2 separate regions of the Homo sapiens genome follow, and region 2 is linked to region 1. A link is a loop called in an ENCODE intact Hi-C map of the cell type or tissue named here. Cell type or tissue: ovary. All regions are shown on one strand. Each heading gives the region's core, and the rest is flanking DNA. Links, peaks and the distances in the headings are about the cores only. Region 1 overlaps CHST15 (carbohydrate sulfotransferase 15). Region 2 overlaps CHST15 (carbohydrate sulfotransferase 15).

What was found. Peaks named below come from ENCODE experiments on the same cell type or tissue, not always from the same donor. Only the 100,000 strongest peaks of a DNase experiment are listed, where the experiment ranks them.
Region 2: a loop joins it to region 1, with 6 times the contacts of the local background. A loop is called at or near these places in 21 of 110 quality-filtered maps.

The regions. Positions count from the first base shown.
Region 1 is chr10:124,078,170-124,089,476 of GRCh38, reverse strand. The region is part of intron 1 of CHST15 (carbohydrate sulfotransferase 15); the gene reads left to right. Among named protein-coding and RNA genes, the nearest start is that of CHST15, 9.8 kb to the left of the region's middle. In ovary, for the core only: no CTCF peak of the experiment used is centred there; no DNase peak of the experiment used is centred there; H3K27ac peaks cover 788 bases.
Region 2 is chr10:124,027,140-124,038,446 of GRCh38, reverse strand. The region is part of intron 5 of CHST15 (carbohydrate sulfotransferase 15); the gene reads left to right. Among named protein-coding and RNA genes, the nearest start is that of CHST15, 61 kb to the left of the region's middle. RefSeq lists a silencer at 2,227-2,276 and enhancers at 3,882-4,403, 4,404-4,926, 11,102-11,307. In ovary, for the core only: no CTCF peak of the experiment used is centred there; DNase peaks (open chromatin) are centred at 4,396 and 5,040; H3K27ac peaks cover 2,404 bases.

The DNA of each region.
Region 1 (11,307 bases), core at 3,499-5,998:
AAACTCCCAGAGGTGTGGACACTCCCTGTAATTGGCAGCTGTCATTTTTCCCATCTACACGTTCAGGCCCTGTCCCCGTTCCTAGGGCCTCAGCAGGCCCAGGATTGCAGAGATGCCATTTGGAGCATATTTGTATGAAAGAAGAGTCGTCTAAATTCTAAAAGCAGAGACTGTTTTTAAAAGTGGTAGCTGACTTGGGAGTGTCATTGATCTGAGCAATCAGCCAGCGGACTTCTCTTTAGCAGCTTGTGATTTGGAAGTGACTCAGTCACTGGTGAGAATCACGCAGCCTCCCTCCCCTTCTGGTCTGTAAAGGGGATGCTCAGGTATGAGATTAAGTTACTTCAAAGGGTCACTCTGTTCCAGTGCTGTGAATGAGGAGATCATGTTTGCACTTAGCTGGCTAAGTGTTGGGAGGCTGAGTGTTTCCACTGCTCAAGGCATTTCTTCATTGGCCTGCAGTATGAGGGTCTGATTTCTTTACTGAGATAGTTTCTCCTTTCAAATAAAGCACTGGGACAAAATGATTTATGTGTAGACCTGTGTCTCCACAGCAGGAGATGGACCATAAATGGAACAGTTATCTAATTAGTGTGTCCAGTCTAGGTGTCTAGTTAGGAGTGTCCAGGAAGAAGGAGAAAGGTTTTGTGTCCATTTGGGCCAACATAGATTTTTTAAATTGTAACTATGGGAGTTGGGGAGGAAGACAGTTCATCGCAAGACCTATCACGTGCTGCGTCCCTATAGGTTTGAAGCTGGCCCTCTGCTAGACAGGTCACACAGGTATATCCCTTTGTGTCCTTTAAAGGGCTGGGAAGCTGTTGGAGATGACACACACCAAGCTCTCAGCCATCCGGATGTGCAGGAGGAGGGATTGGGAATGACGGTAGAGGCAGGAGGGAAATAAGGGGGTGAGGGGAGAAGAACAACTGTGGCTCCAGAAGGAGGAGGCGGCGTGAATCAGCAAGTGGTTAAGTTGTGGGGAGGTGGCAAGTGGGAAGCAGTTTCTCATCTTCGCTGATTTCCAAAGGGATGGAGAGGAAAGGAGGCTGTCTGCAGCAGGACCTGCAGCGTTTCTGCCCTGCAACCCTGGGCCAGGTGCATGGGGGCAGAGAGCCAGCGCTCAGCACAGAGCACAGCACTCAGATCAGTGGGCGAGGCGGAGCTCGTGCAAGTCAGAGTTATGTAACGCCGTTGACAGGCACCTTATGGGGCTTGGCAAAGTGCAGCAGGAGCCCGGGGTAGCGACTTTGAGATTGGAGTGTTCCGGGAAGACTTCGCCCCCTGGCTTGAGGGCGGGTGTCTTTTCAGAGTTAATACCTGCCAGTGCTTGGCACAGTGCCTGGCATCCAGTAAGTGCTCAGTAAACACTGGCTCGGGTGATATTCTTCAGCCCCGGAGCTCCTAACCGTGCATGTCTCCATATTTGATTCCAGTATATTCTACCTCAAAGGATATAGGCAGGAGCCCCTGCAAGCCTTGGCTCCAGCTAGGTTTCCTTAGGGTGGTGGCTTCACTCTCTGGACTCTGTCTCCTCATCTGTGCGAGGAGAACACTGGTAAACAGCTACCCTTCAAGACCCTTCAGCTGACCTTGCAGCCAGGCTGTGGAGCAGCTCCGCTGTGCCCATATTTGATGCAATTAACCAGAGAGAGGAGACCGCGTGGCTCTAGGTGGAACTGTGCTGGTGTAGCTCGCTTGTGAATGTTACATCTCACCCCACTCTCAGCTTAAAAGAGCCCAGAGGGGGCCTGGAGGGCGGGGGGGTGGGGGCTCCTGGCTTCGGCAGGCTCTCCCTGATGCCTATTTTACATTTCTAGAACTTATCGTGGCCCAGGCCTCTTAGATCTCTGAAGAAAGTAAGGCTGGCAGATCCTCAAAAGCAGAGGGTATCATTATAATGGAAACTTGGACACTTTCCAGAATTGCATTTGTGGTAAAAATATTGAAACAGACAGTCCAGGCACCCAGGTGCCTGGAAAATACCCCAACATGGGCAAATAATTAGATACAGGCCAGGCACAATTATGTTTTTCTGACAATAGGCTGGAACTCGGTGGCTTAGCATTTTCTCTTGAAACAGAATACGCCCCTGCCGGACCCTTTTGCTCCCTGTGGTCAAAAAGATAGTGGTGTGGCCAGCAAGGGGGAGGGCATACAAGGAGAAGTGGCGATCCCATCCCTCCCAGGGTGGCCCTGGATCTATCTCAGGGAGGTTCTGTCCTGCTTTTGCTTTTCTGTGTCCCTGTAGGTAGCTGTCCCGAGGGACTGGGCCCGTGGCACCTTTGCTAGGAGGCCAGAGCCTGCATTTCAGAGTCTAAGAGGTCGAGAGAGGTGTAAGATGTATTATCTTACCCTTCCACGAAAGTGGTCTGGGCAGCTGTGTTCCCTTTTGTAACCCCTGGCAGCTCACTCATGCTGATGGCGGTAAGTTCACCTGTACCTTCACGTTTCTTGTCAGCCAAATATTTGGCGCCCGTGACACGGAAGCTCTTTTAGCCCAGGTGTTAGATCGCATAGGCACTGGGTGGGGCAGGGCAGGTAGTGGGTTGAGCCTGGGATCCACGCTGACTCAGGTTCAAGTTCATGCAGTGCTGCTTCGTCCCATTACTGTGGCTCTGAACAAGTGGCTTAGCTTGCATCTCGGTTTCCCCATCTGTAAAATGGGGTTAATGATCTCTACCTGGTTGGGTGGCTTGAGTATTTGAAATAGTACAATTCAGGGTTCAGGGGAGCTCCCCACATGGAATCACTTTTTTCTGGGTGAGGTCTAAACCTATGGAGAGATAGAGGAGGAGGAGGAGGAGGAGGAGGAGGAGGAAGGCAGGTGGAAATCCACATGCGATGGCTGTTCCCGACTGCAGCTGTTGTTGGAGAATGTGGCTGAACCAGTGGGCAAGGAAGTGGGGAACAGGGGCAGTCAGGCAGACCCGCCCACCCCATTGCCTGCGGAGCTGGAGGAGCCTCTCCCAGCAGGGCGAAGGGCCTCCTTACCATGGGGAAAGGCAGGGCTGGGCTGTCATGTCCACGCCCTCCTTCCATATTCCTGGGATGGTGTAGAAACCACCACGTATAGACAACAGGAAAGTTACACAGGGGAGCTTCCTCCTCATGGAAGGAAACATCTGGGGTGGCGGAGAACAGTCGCCCTGTGGCAAGGAATATGATGTGCTGGGCTCCGTGCCCGGCCCACGGTTGGAGGGTGGTCAATGGCATCTGTTAGGTACGTACTTGGTAGAAGTGGCCACAGTGTGTCAAATCGGTGTTGTTGTCTGCTGTAGGAAATAATCTGGCTTTAAATTCAAGAACATCTCTTTCCTACTTGTTGGCAGAGCATGATTGAGGTAATGGTGATCCATGGATCTCAAGGTCACATTCTAAGTTGAACGCAATTCACAGGGAGCTGAGGTAGTGGTTGACTCCTAGCCTGGGCCTGGAGAAGCTTCTCTGCCTCCTCTCTCTTGGTCCCAGCCCCCCACAGGGCCTGTGCTTTTACCAGACCTGGTTCTGTGTTTGCAACGAGACGCCTGGCCAGCCGGGCCTGGACCTGGCTACACTTGGGTCCCCCGGCCACTGGAGAGGGGGAGCCCCCACATTTGCCTACTTCATCATCGAGCCCCCCACCCCCACTGCCTTCAGGAAGCGTTTGCCAGTCATTCTTGCTATCTGCTCCCCGTACCTCCCTTCCCCAGCCAGGTGTGGATCCTTCCTCCTCTGAGCTTCTGCAGTTTTCCTCTGTTGTATTTCTCAACCTTGACCCTGTCCCACACTGTGCTGGGCTCCAGTTTCCTGGGTGCAGTCTGCTCTCCCAGCCTGATGAGGCTCTCTTCAGGAGGAGGGTGTCTGGGGCTCACGGTACATCCATGTAGCTGGACTCTCACTTAGTGGCCAGTGACTGCCATGTGCTGCATTAACGCGTCAATTAAAAATGATTCTTCCAAAGGCTAGGTTCTCCTGGAGGTTTTATGTGAACACTGAGTTTGATAGTGTGGCACAGGAGAGCTCACACTTGTCACTCAATTTCCCAAGGAGTCGAGAGTCTAATGGAATAACCTTGGATTTCCTGGCATTAGGTTTTGGGGCTATTAAAACATAGTGACCACAGTTTTTTGTGTCTTGAGAGCCTTAGGGGAAAATGTTATGGAAATTTGGTTGTTGTTTCAGGAATATAAGCGGAGCCGTCTACTCAGGCGAGAAATGTGGAGGCTGCTGGTGTTTCTTATAGCTGGTATAAATAGCTTGGCTTCAAGTTCCATGCTCCTTTGTTTGGAATGTAAATATTTGCATTAAAAATATAAAGTATGTCCTGGCATGTATTTTTAGGGACTATAATTTCCAAACCCCAAATCAGACTATGGGTCTACTGAGGATTAATTTTCTCTGCTTTGTGAACCTGTGTATGTAAAGAGTCTTCCAAATGTACACACCAAACCCTGTTTGCTTTGTGCATGGAAGGAACCGCCAGGATTACAAGAAAGCAGGGTTGCCCCGGGGAGTGTGGGCCGAGGGCTTGTGTTTCTCTCCACACACTTCTGATGGTTCTGCCTGGTAGCTGCAGCGGCTCAGGGCGGTGGGGTGGAGGAGTTTTGGCCGAGATCTTGTGGGTATCATCAGGGGCCTGGCTTCTCTGTTGTTGGTTTCCTGGACATCCAGGTGGGGATTTGGCTGCAGCTGGCTGACCTCTGTGTCACGTAACCAGACGCTTGACTTTGGAGTTGCAGTTGCTCTAGGAAGATGTTCGGGAGTTTTAGTGCCCTTTCTGTGGTCTGGTGGAGGGAGCAGGAGGTTCTCATGTCCGGTTCAGAGGTGAACTGTGAAGGCCTCTGTGTGGTGTCTTCCTCCACTGGATTCCTGGGGGCTGTTTAGCTTTAATTTTTCTATGAAGGACAACCTGGATGATTGGTTAATCCCTTACTGTGGGTGGGATGTCATCTCTGGTCTGGCCTCGGCCTGTTCTCGGTAGTGGGGGGCTTGATGGGCAGCAGGAGCTGGGCAGGCCATTTGCCCCTGGTATGGGGGAGCTTGTTCCTAAGGCTCTCTGGGCAGCCTTCAATGGTCACCTTCTGGCCCAAAGGCTCTAACGGAGAAGGTTGGGCCATGGAGGTCAGCTGGCCTGCAGGGGAGGACCGAATGCAGGTGGGCCCCCAACTGGCAACCTCCCTCTTGTCTCATCACAGGATGAAGGGCAGATGAGAAGACAGCCAGGAGGGTCCTGGGCCCTCAGCTGTGACTCCCCGAGAGGCAGGTACCAAGGGCTTCCTTTGTCCTTGCTTCCCAGCCAGCGCGTGGCCCCTGCCCTTGGGAGGGTCAGCTCCTCCTCCGTCCCACTGAACACTGATGCCTCAGGACTGGACTCCTTGGGGCAGCAGAGACCCTTCCGTCTTTCCTTCCCTAGCTCTGCCTTGCAAAGGTGCAGCCTCCTGAGCCTCAGAGTGTCTGACATCTCTCTGCCTAGGCACCCTCTCTGAAACATTGTGTGGGCTTAGAAACCGTGAGCCTTGGGAAGGACCATCTTCCTCTGAGCTCTGGGCGTGTTGAACTGCGGAGGCTTACCACTTCCTCGCCTGTGGTCATCTCCAGCCTGACCCATGGTGGCGTGATCCTCTCTCATCATCCGTCACAGTTTTTAATAAAGAAAATATGTTCCAGAAAGGCCGAGTCCCCATGCCGCATCAGGTCAGTGATCCAAGTGCATTATAGTGAAAGTCAGAGGAAATAGCTGCTTTTAGGACACGCTGAACTTGCCTAAGAAAGTTATTAGTGGGAATAAATGAGGGGGAAGAAAGCATGCTCCGACTAACGAGAACAGTATCAGCCTGACATTTTGTGTCGTCCTAACTTTGAAAAGCTATTTATACCCACTTGCTAGCAGTTTCTATGAGAAATTAGATATGAGGAGATGTACAGAAGAGAAGAGTGGGAGCTGGGTGACTGTGAGCTCCTCCTCAGAAACATCTTCCAGGCAAAAAAAAGGAAAAGAAAAAATCATTTGCTCACCTATCGACAATAGAAAATCCAGGGATCTTTTGCATTGTATAAAATTTGGCTCAGAGAAGAAAAATGATGTATTGAAAAGAAGATGAAGCTTCAGTTGCCATTTGAGTGGTGGAAAATAAATTTGCTTTCGGCCCTTAAAATGGAAATAAGTCGATAGAAAAATGCAGGCCTGCCCCCTTTTGAGTCAGCAGTTTTTTTGGTTGATGAAAGGGTGAGAAGACGTGCTCACTGGAAGTCACCCGCTGGATCACTTAGGAAGCCGCAGAAGTGCCGAAGGACATGCATGTGTATCTTTCAAAGTTCTCAACTGATTTATTAAAAAAAATCATAAAGCAGACTTTTGAAAAACCTGTTCAATCTATTCTTCTTTAACAGCTTTACTGAAATGTAATGCACACACCATAAAATTCACCCAAAGTATACAATTCCATGTTTTTTAGTATATTGACAGATACGTGCAACCACTACCACAGCTAATTTTAGAACTTTTTTTAATCTCAAAAAGACATCTTGTACACCTTAGCTATCACCCCTTTATCTCCCCATTCCCCTACATGTACCCTTCAGCCTTGAGCAACCACAAATCTACTTCTTGTCTCTGTCCAGCCCAATTCCTCTATTGTGGACTTTCGTATGAGCAGAATCACATAGAATGAGGTCTTTTGTGACTGGCTTCTTTTACTCTGTGTAACTGTCATGGTTCATCCATGCTGTGGCATGCGTCAGCACTTCCTTCCTTTTCATGGCTGAATAATATTCCATCGCAGGGATAGACCACAGTTTCATGGATCCATTTGTCCATTGATAGACATTTGGGTGGTCTCCACCTTTGGCTCTTATGAATGAGGCGGCCATAAACGTTTGTGTACAAGCTTCTTTGGGTGTGGACATGTGTTTCCGTTTCTAGGGTTATGTTTTATGAGACGTTTTCACTTTCTTCTAATAATAAGATTCATTTTTTAAACAACACTCTTTCCCTGGCCCTAGAAAAGGCTTTGTTCTTAGATGGGATCCCGATCCCCCTGTCAGTGATCCTGGCTGAGATACTGAATTGTCTGAATTTTAGAGCTGGAAAGGCCTTCGGGCGAACGTGGTTCAGCCCCTTTTTATAGATGGGGAAGCTGAGGGCCAGAGAGGCCACACATAAAGAGACAGGATTGAATACCGGTTTTTGGAGTTACAATCCAATTACTCCAAAAGTTCTCCCTAAACTCTTACTAAAACCCCAGGTTGCCTTCTTGACTGGCCTGGGGCAGCAGATTAAGGTGGGTTGGGTGAACAGATGGTGGTTAGCTTGCCCTCTTTTATGTGATTATGGGTCAAGGTTTTCAGTCATCCAATGTACTCTTGCCTGTTTTCCTTTCACCCATCTGTCTGTCCATCCAATGTCCATCTGATGTCCGAGGCCCAGAACATCTCCCCATCCACCAGCGGCCGAATAAGAACAGCACCTTGTGGCGCCAGCATCTTTCTAGTTCTTTCTCCCCTGCGGTGATGGGCGGCCCGGCTGCTTATCCGGGGAATAATTAAATTAGGAACCAATTCAGAGAATGAAATTTTATCTGATTTGGCCAAGCCCGTAATAAGCAAGGGGCTGTAATTGTGACTCCAGGATACATTAGGAAGTTGTTTTTTCAAGGGTACGCTGGGTGAAAGCATTGAAAGAAATATGTGGAGACCAGGCCGGGAGATCTCCCTGGGCCAGGTTTCTTGCATGGCCTGGGGGTGTGGTCCCACAGGGCGGCTGTGTCCTCAGGCTGGTCCTTCCAGCGTTTATGTTTCCAGGCACCATTTAGCTCTGATGAGGTAGATAAAAGTGTTTTGTGGCTGGAGTGTTCTCTGTGCTTAGGAAAGTTCTGTTAAAATCCTTATGGATATCTATCTCATTGTTATCACTGATATTCTAAAGCACCTTTACAACTGTAATAAGAAGTAAACTTGGCAGAAACTCTGTGGCTATAAATCAGGGGTGCCGCTTTGCAACCCCCACGGAGCTTATTGAAAGAAATGCACATACTTTGGTCCTACATCAGCTGTTACATCAAGTCTCCGGGGATGGATGCTGGGCATTTGTGTGTGTGTGCACGCGTGTGTGTGTGCATGCGTGCATGTGTGTGCATGCGTGCATGTGTGTGCATGCATGGACCTGGATTCGTTAAGCTCTTTAGCTAAGAAACGCTGAGGGAACTTAGCAGTGATTGTAATCATTCTTCTAATGAGAATTTCCAGTTCTCCTATGGCAAAGATAAGGGACAGATAATTAGCACAGTGGTCTCAGGAATGAGCCTCATTTGTCCTCAATCTGTGATGAGACTTTGTGACTGTCTTTGAGTTTCATGTTCAGATTCCCTGATTGTAACTAACACACATTGTTCATCACTTGGTAGCAGTGGTGGAATTTTAGATCTGTTTTTCTCTTGGGGAAGGACCCCATTCTCATCCCCACAGTGGCCCAGGCTGGAGGCCCAGGAGTCTCCTTTGACAGATAGCTGGTCAGTGCAGAATTGCTTCCTTTGTGTCTCTGCCACTGGAAGGTTATCTGTTCCTTCAGAACAGGAAATGTGTCTTATTCAACGTGGCATCCCCAGGGCCTAGTCCATGGGAAAGAATGATTGGGCCGATGGACAGACAGATGGGTGAAAGGAAAACAGGCAAGAGTATAGTGAATAATTGAAAACTTTGACCCATAGTGCAGGGATGGTGAGTGTCTTTCAGATCGTCTGTTTATAGCTGGGGAAACGGAGGCCTGCAGAAGTCAGTGACTTGCCCTAATCCTTCAGCTTTGATCAAGAAGAACATTGGGGAGCCTGGCCCTTCAATGTCTTCAACTCTTCTGACTCAGGCTCTGCACATCCTCTTGAGAGTCACCCTCCAGTGAAAAGAACTCTTTATTGAGGCCCTGCTGTGTACCCCATGCTGTTCTAGGAGCTGGGGATCTAGCAGTGAGTTAGACACACAGGGTCCCAGTGCTCACAGAGGGCATATCCTCATGGAGAGAGACAGGCAGCAGACAAGGTCGCAAATATCAGAGAATAGACAGGCATAAGGGCCATGTGCTGGAGTGACCAGCTGGTGTGCGGGAAAGGCCTTTCCACAAAGGTGACATCTCCGTTGATTCTTGAATGTTCAGAGGGTGCTGCTGTCTGATGCTTGGAAGGAGGGAACAGTCAGTGCCAGGACCCCAAGGGGAGAACCTGTTGATGGGATGGGATTCATTTATGCTCGGGAGAAAGAGACTTGGTTTATTGGACGCCTGGGTTGATTTTCTTCTCTTCTGCATCCTCTGCACTGACATTTGCAGCTCTGCCTTCTCCCCGTCCCGTCTCTGGGTGAAGAACACCTGTCCGATGCTCGCTGGCCTGCAGCTGCTGCAGAGTTTCAGAAAACAGGGCTAGCAAAAAACAAAGCAAAACCCCAACATCCCTGTCCTCTCACTAAGGGCTTGGCTGGGGAGGCAGAGTTATTTTTATGTAAGCACATGCTTGAGGGGGTACGTCTTGGGGTGGGCAGCTGAAACCACACTCATAAAAACAAGACCGAAATAGGACTGTGAATTCCCAAAGGTGAACACAGGCCGTTAACTTGAATTTGGTGACAGTTCCATGCAGCCTAGGTCCTGGAGCGGGAACCCTTTGGAGGGGGATGAGGCATGGAAAACTGTTTGCTGATTTGGCCTCTTCTTTAAGCATTGCTTTCCGGCCCTGGCTGTGACAGAGACCTGGCCCTTGCTCAGGATTTGAGCCCCCTCAAGGGGAAGTTCTTCCTCCCTCCTGGTGCTGCCTCCAGCTGTTTCTGTCTCCTCGTCAGTAAGAACCTCTGTTTCTTGAGGGCCCTCCTGTTGGTTGTCCTCTTGTTGCAGCCACCTCCCTACCTGCGAGGGAGTGGGCCCCAGGCTGCCTCTCCATCCCAGGTCCTGCTGTTAACCTGGGTAACCGTGGTCTCCATGGGGCAGCACTCTGGCCTCCCAGGTCCTGCATCAGGACACCCTGAACCTTGTCTACTCCTGGACTGCTCCATACCACATGGAGTCCGTCCTTGTTAATGACGTGTTAATGCCAGGCTTTCTTGTGGAAACCACACCCAAGACACCAGCTGGTCAACCTGACACACAGTAGGGCCTCAACGGATTGTGTCATCAGTTATTTTCATAAACTTTAAATCTCTTTCTGGTCTCCCCAGACATCCTTAAGAGTGATCCTTTGTCACATTGCAAAGTTTTCCCAATAAATATTGGTCAGTAGTTGTGACAGTAATATACATCTCCATTTTATGTTGTTGACTAATTTTTAAATGGTGGACAAAACATAAATTTTTCTACATTTTAATAAATGGAAAGATAAAAGAAATTTTTTTTTCTGAGTAGTTTGGTTTAGAATCATTCCAGTTGTTCATTCAGCATCTCTTCCCAAGTCACATGAGTCCTACACCAGGCAGCTGTGGCTGTATTGACATGCTGAATGCTTGCTCAGAGTCCCCATAATCTCTTGGCACTCCTATATGCTGCCTCATACTTTTATTTTAATTTTTTATTTTGAAATAATTTCAGACTCACAAGAAGATGCAAAAATAGTAGACTCCCTGTGTACCCTTCACTCAGCTTCCCACAGGGAGAACATCTTATGCAACCCTCAGACATGATCAAAGCCAGGAAACTGACACTGGTACAATAGCATTAACTGAGCTGCAGACCTTATTTTTCTTATTAAACCTAGGGATCTACAGCATTTTAGAAGCATTTTAGAATTTCATAAGCTTTAGCATTGTTGTTTGTCTTTTAGAGGATGTTTCAATCCCTTCCAATTGACAATCAGTTAAAATTCGTTTCCGTAAGTTCAACAAATACTGGAGGATGAATTTCACAGGTTCCACGGGTCCACATGGCGCTCTATGGGTGCATCGTCTCTGATGGGTGCACAGAGGTGACCTTCTACCTCAGATCTGAGAGATTCTGAGACATAAAGAACCTTAGACAGTAGTTTGGTTTATAGGACAGACCAGGGGAGCTGGAGTTCTGATAATGGAAACCAGGCTGCATTGAGTATTTAGTATGCTTTAGGTTTTATCTACTTTATTTCATTTCATACACTCAGCAACCTTTGAGGTAGATACAGTTAACATCCCCATTTTACAGATGTAAGAACTGAGTTCAGAGGAGTTCACCCTGCCCACATTCCTGCAGCTGGATGGTAGAGTTGGGCGTGGAATATAGGCAGTGTGAAGTCAGAGACTGCTTGTTCTTAACCTTGCCGGGCTCCCTCCTTGGCTCAGGCCTGCACAGTGACTGCTGTGTGCCCTGGGGCTGTCCTGACT
Region 2 (11,307 bases), core at 3,453-5,952, 51 kb after region 1:
ATGACAAATAAGATTTTGTCTCCTTTAGAAAAAATTAAACAGGTCGGGTACAGTGGCTCATGCCTGTAATCCCAGCACTTTGGGAGGCCGGGGTGGGTGGATCGCCTGAGGTCAGGAGTTCAAGACCAGCCTGGCCAACATGGTGAAACCCCATCTCTACTAAAAATACAAAAATTACCAGATGTGGTGGCACACTCCTATAGTCCCAGCTACTCGGGAGGCTGAGGCAGGAGAATCGCTTGAATCCAGGAGGCGGAGGCTGCAGTGGGCCAAGATGGTGCAACTGCACTCCAGCCTGGGTGTCAGAGTGAGACTCCATCTCAAAAAAAAAAATAAAATAAAATAAAAACAAACAAAAATAAACGGAACTTGCAACGTTACTGCTGTTTCTTACGTAAGTGTTATTCTTGAGGCTGTCCCCACTGAGTTGACACATGTTGCAGATGGTTTTCTTAACCATTCTGATCCTGGTCTGTGTGACTTCAGCCCCAGCAGGCCTGACCAGGGGCACAGGACGGTTCCTTGGTACTGTCAAGGCGAGGGAAACACCCTTAGAATCAGGGGTGTAAGCTTCTCCACGTGGTTTAACTCCTAGAATTCTGTGTCTCTCCACGTGGTTGATGCCTTTATCCTTGTCTGCGTTGAATGTACAGTTTCCAGCTTTCCTTGAGAGACCAAAAGGAAGAACAATGCTGAGCAGAGCAGCTTTGCTTTAAGATCAAGGGTTTCCCAGTGTGGGTGAGGCCAGGGTAGTGGGATATTGAACAGCCACTATGGGGCGGCCTGGCTGGCACTGGGCACTGCTTGCATCATTTATGCCTGTGTGAATGCAGAATCTCAGGGCTGCCAGGACCTGAAAATTATTTGGTCCAGTGCTCCCTCCAATACTTCCACATCAGAGCTAAGGGGGCACCTGTCTAATCCGAGGCCCTCTGAGTCAGGGAATTCTCCGCGCAAGATGGCCAGTGTAGCTTAGGACAGCTGTGTTCCTATTTTGAGACCAGGTCTGTTTTGGGGAAACATCCACTCATTGGTCCTCTTTCTTCTCCATAGAGTCAGACAGACCAAGTCTAATCCTTCCAAAACAGGAGAGGCTGGCGATATTTAAAGACAGGGACCACAGCCCTTTGTGTCTTATTTTCCTTTGGGCCAACTACATCTTCTTATGGATTGAATTGTGCCCCCCAAAAAGATAAGCTGAAGTTGTCTCCCCCAGTGTGTATGACTGTGACCTTATTTGGAAATAGGATCTTTCTTTGCAGATGCACTCCGGTTAAAATGAGGTCATACTGGATCAGGGTAGACCCTCACCCACCCTAAGACACAGGGAGCATGCCTCTTGACGAGGCTGGAGTGATGCTGCCACCAGCCAAGGGGTGCCAAGGAGTGCCGGCAGCCACCAGAAGCCAGGAGAGGAGTGGAACAGATTCTCCCCTGGCATCCCAGAGGAACCACCTCTGCCCCACACCTGGGTTTCAGACTCCAGCTTCCAGGACACTGAGGGAAGAAAGTCCTGTCATTACGCACCACGAGTTCGTGGTGATTTGTCCTGGCAGCCCCGGGAAACTGACCCCTGGGACCCCTTCTTCAGGTGGCATACCTTCCTGGCCCCACGTATTTGCCAATTATAACAATAAGGCGTGTTTGTTGTGGAAATTTTGGAACATATATTGGAAAACTGTTTTCAAACTATTAATTTCTCACCTAGATAACTACTATTTATGTTTTGGTGTATTTTCTTCCAGACTTTTCTATGCAAATAAGTGTGTGTGTGTGTGTGTGTGCACATGGGTGTGACAGGACAGTCTTATGTCCTGCTTCTTTCACTTTGCATTGTTGCCCCCCAGAAACATGCTTTAAAGTCTGCTCTGGTCACACTTCTGAGCTGATGTCCCTCTTGTGGAGTCTGCATGGCTCCCGCTGCTCTGAGTATGACCTGGTCAGGGAGAGGCTGGATCTGCCCTCCCTCAGCCCCAGCGCTCTGAGCCTGAGCTCTTGGTGGCTGTCCCGGTGCCATGCCTTCTAGCAGGTGCCAGGTGTGGTTTCGCTCCCTGCTCTCTGCATCTCCCAGCCCAGGACTTCTTCCACTCTGTTCTGAGGCAGGCACTGACTTGCCGTCCCTTGCCATGTCCCACCTGCTGGTTCCCGTGTTTTGGAGGCAGAAATCGGCCCTGCTGAGTGGTCTCCCTCCATCCAGCAGGGCTGACGCACACTAGCCGAGCTCTCATGGTGACATAACTGTCACCTCGAGCTGACCCCTCGCCGCCCCCGGAGGTGTTTGCATAGCTGCTCTGCCTCCCTCCCCGACACGGCCCCCAGCTGAAGGGCGCAAGTGCTCGGTGTGCTCATCAAATGTTTTCCTGTCGCTGCTGCTTAGTTCCTCATTCTGAGAAAGGTCAGACCACGCCTTAACCTCAGGGGCCGAGAGTGCACACAGCAGCCTTGTGTACTGTCTGGGCACAGAGAGGTGGGGGCCCATCTGTCGGGACTGGGTTTGGTGTGTGTCAGCCCTGCTCTGGGCCCTGGGAGACTGGAGCTCCCAGTGGGGACGTGGGCATGGCTGTGGTTGGTTGCAGTTCTGCAGAGTAGGAGGTGAGGAGAGTGGGGCTCCAGAGTGGGGAGATCCAGAAGGAACTGACCTGGAGAAGACTGATGCCAGACTGGGTTTTGAAGGATGAATAAGAGTTTGCTGTGTAAACAAGGCAGGAAGGTGGGTTAAGATGAAGCCTTCCAGGCAGAGAGGAGGACAGGTGCAAAGGAAAACACCACATGTTCTCCTGTTTAGGGTGGAGCCAAGGTCCCTGTTAGGGGTTGGAGCCAGGGTCCGTGTTAGGGGATGAAACCATGGGCCCTGTTAGGGGATGAAGCCAGGGTCCCTGTTAGGGGTGGAACCAGGGTCCCTGTTAGGGGGCGGAGCCAGGGTCCCTGTTAGGGGATGAAGCCAGGGTACCTATCAGGGGTAGAGCCGGGGTCCCTGTTAGGGGGTGGAACCAGGGTCCCTGTTAGGGGGTAGAGCCAGGGTCCCTATTAGGGGTGGAGCCAGGGTCTCTGTTAGGGGGCGGAGCCAGGGTCCCTGTTAGGGAGTGGAGCCAGGGTCCCTGTTAGGGGTGGAGCCAGGGTCCCTGTTAGTGGGTGGAGCCGGGGTACCTATCAGGGGTAGAGCCAGGGTCCCTGTTAGGGGTGGAGCCAGGGTCCCTGTTAGGGGATGAAGCCAGGGTCCCTGTTAGGGGGTAGAGCCAGGGTCCCCGTTAGGGGTGGAACCAGGGTCCCCGTTAGGGGGCGGAGCCGGGGTCCCCGTTAGGGGGCGGAGCCGGGGTCCCTGTTAGGGGGCGGAGCCGGGGTCCCTGTTAGGGGTGGAGCCGGCGTCCCTGTTAGGGGGTGGAGCCGGGGTACCTATCAGGGGTAGAGCCAGGGTCCCTGTTAGGGGGTAGAGCCAGGGTCCCTATTAGGGGGTAGAGCCAGGGTCCCTATTAGGGGGTAGAGCCAGGGTCCCTGTTAGGGGTGGAGCCAGGGTCCCTGTTAGGGGATGAAGCCAGGGTACCTATCAGGGGTAGAGCCAGGGTCCCTGTTAGGGAGTAGAGCCAGGGTCCCTGTTAGGGGTAGAACCAGGGTCCCCGTTAGGGGGCGGAGCCGGGGTCCCCGTTAGGGGCGGAGCCGGCGTCCCTGTTAGGGGGTGGAGCCGGCGTCCCTGTTAGGGGGTGGAGCCGGGGTCCCTGTTAGGGGGTGGAGCCGGGGTCCCTGTTAGGGGGTGGAGCCGGGGTCCCTGTTAGGGGGTAGAGCCGGGGTCCCTGTTAGGGGTGGAGCCAGGGTACCTATCAGGGGTGAAGCCAGGGTCCCTGTTAGGGGGTGGAGCCAGGGTCCCTGTTAGGGGATGAAGCCAGGGTCCCTGTTAGGGGATGAAGCCAGGGTCCCTGTTAGGGGTGGAGCCAGGGTCCCTGAGTATGTTTCTTTCTTCCTGGAGTTCTGGTCCCACCTCTGAGGATACCAACACCACAAAGGTGAGTGCTGGAACAGAAGACAGCAGCACCGTGCAGGTGCAAGCGGCTCAGCAAGGAGCAAGACCTGCCAAACTCTTCTCTCTTACCCCAGCCTGAGTCTGCCAGCTAGAAGGAGGCTCACAGTTCACAGCATGGTCCCCCCAAGTAGTCACCGTGTTTTCTTCTTTTAATAACAAATACTCTATGTATCCTAGGAACTGAATGTGAAAGCTTCTTGCCTCCCTGGTCCTCAGCCTAACAGAAATAGTTGGTCAATTCAAACACATATTCAGCCCCTGCCACAGGCTGGGTGCTGTGCTGGGCACTGAGCATACGTGCCCTGGTGAACAACAGTGGCGACCCAGTGCCTACCCCCTGGTAGCTGGTGCTTTATCAGAGAAGTGGGCGGCGGCTTCGTCATGGCTCATGTCCTGGTGCTGAGGGGAAGGGCAGGATGCCAGGGCAGCAGCGTGTGTTAGGACGCTGACCCAGGCCTTGCATTGCCTGCTGTACTAATTAGTACTGCTGCGGAAAAAGTTTGCCAAAACTTAGCAGCTTCAAACAGTTTCTGGGGGTCAGGAACCTGGGTGCAGCTTTACTGGGTCCTCTACTTAAGGTCTCTCATGAGGCTGTGACCTAGCTGTCATCAGGCTGGGGGTCGTCAATATGCTTGACTGCAGAAGGACCTGCTCCCAAGCGCACATGGTTGTGGGCAGAATTCAGCACCTCAAGAGCTGTTGGAATGAGGGCTTCACATCTTTGCTGGCTTTTGGCGAGAGGCTACCCTCCATACCTCACCACAGGGCCTCTCCGGTATGGCTGCAGGCTTTATCCAAGCCAGCAAGCTAGAGCGTCTGCTAGCAGATTAGAAGTCACGATTTTTTCTAACCTAGTCATGAGTGTGAAATCCCATCGTCATTGCCATATTCTGTTGGTTAGAAGTGAGTCATGAGGTCTAGCCACACTCAGTGGGAAGACACTACAGGGTGTGAATACCAAGAACCGGGGATCACTGAGGACCGTCCTAGGAGTCAGCCACCTCCCGTTCTGCACCTGATCCTCAGGAAACTGGGGCCTGGGCTTTGCAGCCGGGAGAGTAGCTTCCAGCTTGATCCCAGCTCTAGTGGCAGAGGAAGTGTGTTTATGTGCATATTTTCTGTGTAAGTTACTGACATAGCAGCTGTTTCATTTCTTCTTAAACATTTATAAAAATAAGTAACAATAGGAATTTCTTCTTTTTCGAAGCCCATGACCCATGGCCTGTCTGAAATGGTTGGCGCGTTTCCCATCTCAGCCAGAAAGGATGATAAATACTGTGTGTTTAGGTCACTCTTGAAGAAACAAACACTCTGAGCCCAAGTTCCATCAGTCTAACGGGATCCTGGGCCATTAGCCCTGTTCTGTGACCTTGCACTTCTGGAAGCAGGAGATTTTGGGGGTTGCTGGCTGCAAGTTGGATTGGTCCAAGTTGTTCTTTTCCTTCTATAAATTGGCTTGGAGAGGGGAAATACCACTTTTATTTTTAGTTTTAGGTTCACATTCAGCCTAATTGATCCAAAGTAGAGGGTTTGAAAATGTTGGAATTTTAAGCAAAGTCAAATCACTTTTAAATTTCCAGAGAAGGAGTCAAGTGGCAAGTCCATTTTTTTTTTTTTTTTCTGGAGGAGAACAGAGGAATAATGGAAACAAGTGGATGGGATGGTTCATATGGCCAAAGAAGCCAGCCAAGAATTCATGTTCCAGTTTCCTCTCTGTAAGAGATCATGACAATTTAAAACTAGCTTGATGCATTCCTATGCTAAATTGGCCCAGTTAATTAAAAAGAAGCCACCAATTGCAAGCAGAATTTTTCTTTATTTAATCCCATTCGTAAGTGGTAAAGACTATTCTTTTCAAATGCATCTCACATTAGCCTCCTGCCTCTTCATTTGTGAGACAGTTGATAGTGTTTGTCTCTTAATTCAGAGGCAGTTATAGCCCCCGTTAAATGTGAAAAATGCGTGGAAGGTGCTGGCACCTCCAACCTAGTTGCATTCCTCCTTTATTCAAGGGACATTTGGAGTGGGGTCATGTACCATCTGTTAAGGATTTTACCGTGTCTATGTTTGGGGTTTGATTCTGTGTGTAGTCTTAATGCAATGCCCAGAAACAACCCACCACAGGAATGGTTCATTTTCCCATTCTGTGATGATGAGTCCAAAGGGAAGGAGAACTCAGCTTGGCGAAGAATTCAAACTCGATTTTGACCCAAACCCCTGGAGTCTTGGAACCTGGCTAGTTCTTTTCTTCATCTGCTTATATAAACTGATTTTTTAAACAACCCGTTGGACTGGTCAAATGATTCAGTTATGACGATAAACTAGGAAAGGAAGCAGGCTTTTAATGAAATGGATTCTGTTATAGGCAGTCACTCATGGGGACACAGAGGAATAGCAGGGCTGAACATTTGGGCAGGAATCCTGGTTTCATCAGTTTCACTCTGTCTGCAGAGTGTGTGAGGGGGCCTCAGGGTGGTGCACAGCTTTCACCCGCTGAGTGTCTGGGAGGTGTACCGGGGTCATGGTGGCAGGAACACAGGCATTGGAACCCCAGCCCTGTCACTTACTGCTCTGTAAACTGGGACAAGAAACTTAACCTCTCTGTGCCTTATTTTCTCATCGGTAAAATGGGGGAAGATAGTCCTACCTCCAGGGTAGTGAGAGTTAAATGACTTAATATTTGTAGTAACGTGTTTAAACAGTGCTTGACAAATGGAAAATATGTAACTATTATTATTATTAGGTATCAGTTATTACTAATAATAACAATAAACTGATCACTCATTTACTCACTCCCCAGAGTTGCAAACCACATAACCAAGTTTTGGTCAACAGTGGACCCCATATATGATGGTGGCCCCGTAAAGTTATAATCCCGTGTTTTCATTGTGCCTTTTCTATGCTTCAATACATAAATTCTAACTCTTATGTTACAACTGCTCACAGGATTCCTGCGGTACAGGCTGACAGCATAGGAGCAGTAGGCTGTACCTCGCCACCTAGGTGTGTAGGGGGCTGTGCCATCTGGGTTTCTGTGAACACTCTATGACATTCACATAATGACATCACCTACTGATGCATTTCTCAGAACATATATATCCCTGCTGTTAAGTGACGCCTGGCTGTATTTATTGAACACCCTTGATGTGCTAGATGCAAGCTGTACATAGGAGAGGAAAATCCATCCCGTTTGCTCTCATGGAGCCTCTGTCTAGTTGAGGGAGTAGGGCCAGGCTTCATGTAAATGACTGAGCTGGGGCAGCCCCTCAGAGCTATCTCTGGGTGAGGCTTCTCCCATCCACCCATCATTGGACAGGACCACCTGTGGAGGCTTAACCTTGGTTGCTGCTGGTGGTCTCTTCAGCTGAGGCTCGTTCCCAGGAGGGACTGGGCTGTGAGTTATTAGCAGGATGGCTCCCCAGTTTTGCAAAGCTCTGTAAATAGGAAGGACCCGGTATTTGTGGATGCCTAAGCCTGGATGCACCTCATTCACCTACTTCCACATCAGAGGGAGCAGGATGCCCGCCCTAGGGCAAAAGCCAGCACACACAGAAGGGAGCTGAGCCGGATTCATGCCTTCGAACCGCAGCGGAACTTTGACTTGAGAATCTCTCTTGCTATTCAGGCAGCACCGGAAGCCCCTCTCCAAACAGCTCAACTTCCCCCAGCCCCTAGAAGCACTGATTGAAAGCCCTGGATGTGTTCTCAATCAGAAGAGAGCCTGGCACTGGGAATGTCATGCGATGTTTTCTCTAGAACAGATTTGCACAAGGATTAAAACGCAGGCTGTTCCTAGCACTGAGGGATTCATTATTGATTTAAACCATCTCAAAGGGAAATTAGGAGAACGCCTCTGTGGAGAAGAGACGGAATGAGGAGAAAGCCGTGGGGATGTAGAGGTTGCAGCAATAGCCACGGATCGATTTCTCTTTCTCACCTCTCCCTCCAGCTCTCACTCTTTCCTTTCCTCTAAGATTTTGGAAGATTAAGAATTACAAGGGTCCTTGTGAGGACTACTGTAGTGCGGTGTCTTTATTGAAGCTGCCTATTGATTCCTGGTGGGTTCAGGCATTTTGCTTCCCAGAAGCTGCCTGTTGACACACCTTGATATGGGCCCTGGAAGCGGCACGAGGTCACTTTAATAGGACTGAGCTGTTGAGCCACCTGAGGTCAAGGGGGTTGGCCTCGATCACAGAGCGGGGAGGGAGAGCTGGCAGCGCCCAGGCCAGAAGGACAGCTCGGGTCTTTGTGAAGGGGTTCTCTGAAGACTGTTCAGGAGGGACTGCCTGGTGAGGCGCCACATCTTGTTATTGGTGGGAGAAAAACCACCAAGCTGAAAACTCCCAAGTGCTGAACACTGTTTATGTTTTGGGGAAATGTTTGTGAAGTCCTTGGCAGTCCTGTGTATTCCCACATGATTGTTTGGAAAGGACGGTTCCGAGCAGGAGGAACACTATAGGGAAAAAGAGCTCCGTTGTGTCTGTATCTGCAGAGATCCTAAGGTGAGATGTGTGCCCGCTGGGCTGGGATCAGGGAGGGCACTTAGAAACGACCCTGGGGCAGCCACAGTTCAGGGACCTGTCTCACCCGGAGTTCTGGGCTGCTTAGTGAGGTTGACGCTGTTGAAGGAGGGGGTGGCAGCACATGTCACATACTGGCCCCGCCCCGGTGTGCAGTGGCCATTGCCCTGCAGTGAGGGGCCCACACCCTGCGCCTGGCTTTATAACCAGGGGTAGCCCGCCAATCCTCAGTGCACCCCAGTTTTCTTGCTTGTAGAAACATCTGCCATGAGAGTCACTGGTGAATCACGAGAAGGTGCTTTGTAAACCACGCCAGGCTCGGAGATGTCAGGGATGCTTGGTGTCGCCTCTGAGAAGTGCTGCCTCCCAGTCTGTGAACAGTTACCGGGGCCCTGTGATTGGATGCTCTGGAAGGAACAAAGAGGGGCTGGGAACCCCACTCGTGCACAAGGAACCTAGGGCCTGGTAGGAAATAGAATGGCCCCAACAAACAGGGCACCTGCCATTCATTTGGGCGTTTTTAGGACCAAACATGGATGTTTGTAACTGGCAGAAAATGAGCCTCACCAGTGTCACCCCTGTGTTCAGTCTAAGGTGACCTTGGACATTCCCTCCAGATCAGCTGGCCTGGCCAGTCCTGTCTCATCCAGCCTCCTGATGAGACAGTCACAGTTTGTGATTCAGTGGAACAAAAGGGCTCCGTCTCAGCTACATTAAATGGCCTTTTTTTCCTGGTAGGAAAAAAATATATAATCATTATTGATGGCACCATATCACAGGCTGGGAATTATTGATCAGTGATTTAAATTCGGATGCCAGCAAATGGAGAATAACAAGGCCAGGTGCCCTGGCTCCCTCTCATTACAACCCTCACGTGGCCACAGCACTGCAAGATGTTGTTGAGGGTGAATTGGAGGACATGAGTGTGTCCCCATCTCGGGTCCTCCTGCCTGAGGAAATGGGGCCGTTCCGGTAACTGTCATTGAGGAGCCAGCTGGGGGGTTGGGGGGTGTTTGAGGAGCACGGGGAGGTGGGGCCAGCGTCACCGGGGTGAGCCAGCCCAGGGATGGTCACCTGCTCCCAGCCGCCTGCAACTTCAGCACCAGCTTGGGATCTTTTCTCAAAGGTGGCCCTCTGAGAAGTCCCATACGTGGAGCAGTAACTGGAGGACATGTCAGAGCTCAAGGCCACCAAGCGCCTGCCCTTGTCTGAGCTGAAGCTGAGATTGAAGCTTGTGCGTTTGGGTGCCTTTTGAGCTGGGTGATCTCAGTGACTTCTGACATGAGTCCCTGTGGGAACTGCTGTGTTAGAACCAGCAGTCGCTCATCAGGGTGATGAAAACATCTTGGGACTGGGGAGTGGTGGTGTTCACACAGCTGTGTGGTGTATACTAAAAACTGGCGAATTGTTCACATTAAATGGGTGGATGCTACGGTACGTGGATCATTTCTCAATATAAAAACGATATGAACAAAAATACAAAAGGAGGAGGAACCCACTATGGGGAGAGGTTTTCCCAAACTAGTGGCCTTGGAGCCAGGTCCTGCAGAGTTCTCCACATAGAGGCCAGGCCGATGAACAACCACATCATCACTTAGGAACAGGAACCATCAAACTCTAATGAGCTATTGCGATCACCAAGGAATATTAGCTTTTCCAAGAGATACAAGATCCCGCAGTGTGTTCCGGCTTCATGATAGATGCCTGAATTCCCTTTTGCTGTTGCTGTCACTTTTCTAGATGCCGGATGTGATGTTCCGTAAACACATTTGCTGTTCCCGACCGTGGCATTGGAGTTCCTCACGTTTATCCTAAGTGTTTATTTGCCACTCTATTACATTTGTAATTGTTTATCAGTCTCCTGTGACTTATTAAGTAGTTCTGGAGAAGAATTGACTTTCTCTTCCAAATCACCGTGCACCTAAAATAATAAAAACACCTAAACAAACAAAACCCGAAAACTATCAGTGCAGACGGCCAGCACCCACTCTAGTCAGCCGTGGATTCGTCTCCTTGCCTAAGCTCGGAGGGCAGGGGCCACATCCAGCTGGGTGAGGCGCTTTGGGGTCAGGCAGGCCTGGGTTTGTTTGGGTCCCAGCCCTGCCCTGGAGCTTCCTGGGCTGCGTGACCATGGGCAAACTCCTTAACCTCTCTAGTGTCAGCCTTCTCCCCCAGTAAAATGGGGTGGCCCACATCTCATTATGGGGTTGTGAAGATAGACGCAGAGCATGCATGCAGCACCCTGTACAGGGCATGGTGGTGGTGGCCCTCCCTACCCCCCAGCATCCACATCAGGAGTGGAAACTGAGAACATTGCAGGTACTAAACCCGGAAAGCAATCACACAGAGCCCTGGCGGGAGGAGCAGCAGCAGCTCCTGCTTTAATAGTGATCAACTCACCAACCTCTGCTCGCTGGCTCAGAACAGCACGCTGTAAGTGTCCCTGAATGAATCCAGCAGTGGTCTTGGCTGTAAGTGTCCCTGAATGAATCCAGCAGTGGTCTTGGCTGTAATCATCCAGATTTTACATAGTAGGGCCTTGCCACTGCTGGCCTCTCCTTTGTCCCTTGGGGAGAGACATGGTCACTTTCAGAGGCACTGGATTGATGGAGCCCTATGCCCCCTAACATACATTTCCCATCCCACCGCTCCTCCAGGGGTCCCAGGACCCCTGCACTGCACAGGAAAGGGGCTGAGCAGTACCCCATGAGCACGGGCCCAGTGTGAGGGGCCGCGCCGACAGCCTTCTAAAATAACCGCAGCACAGAAGGC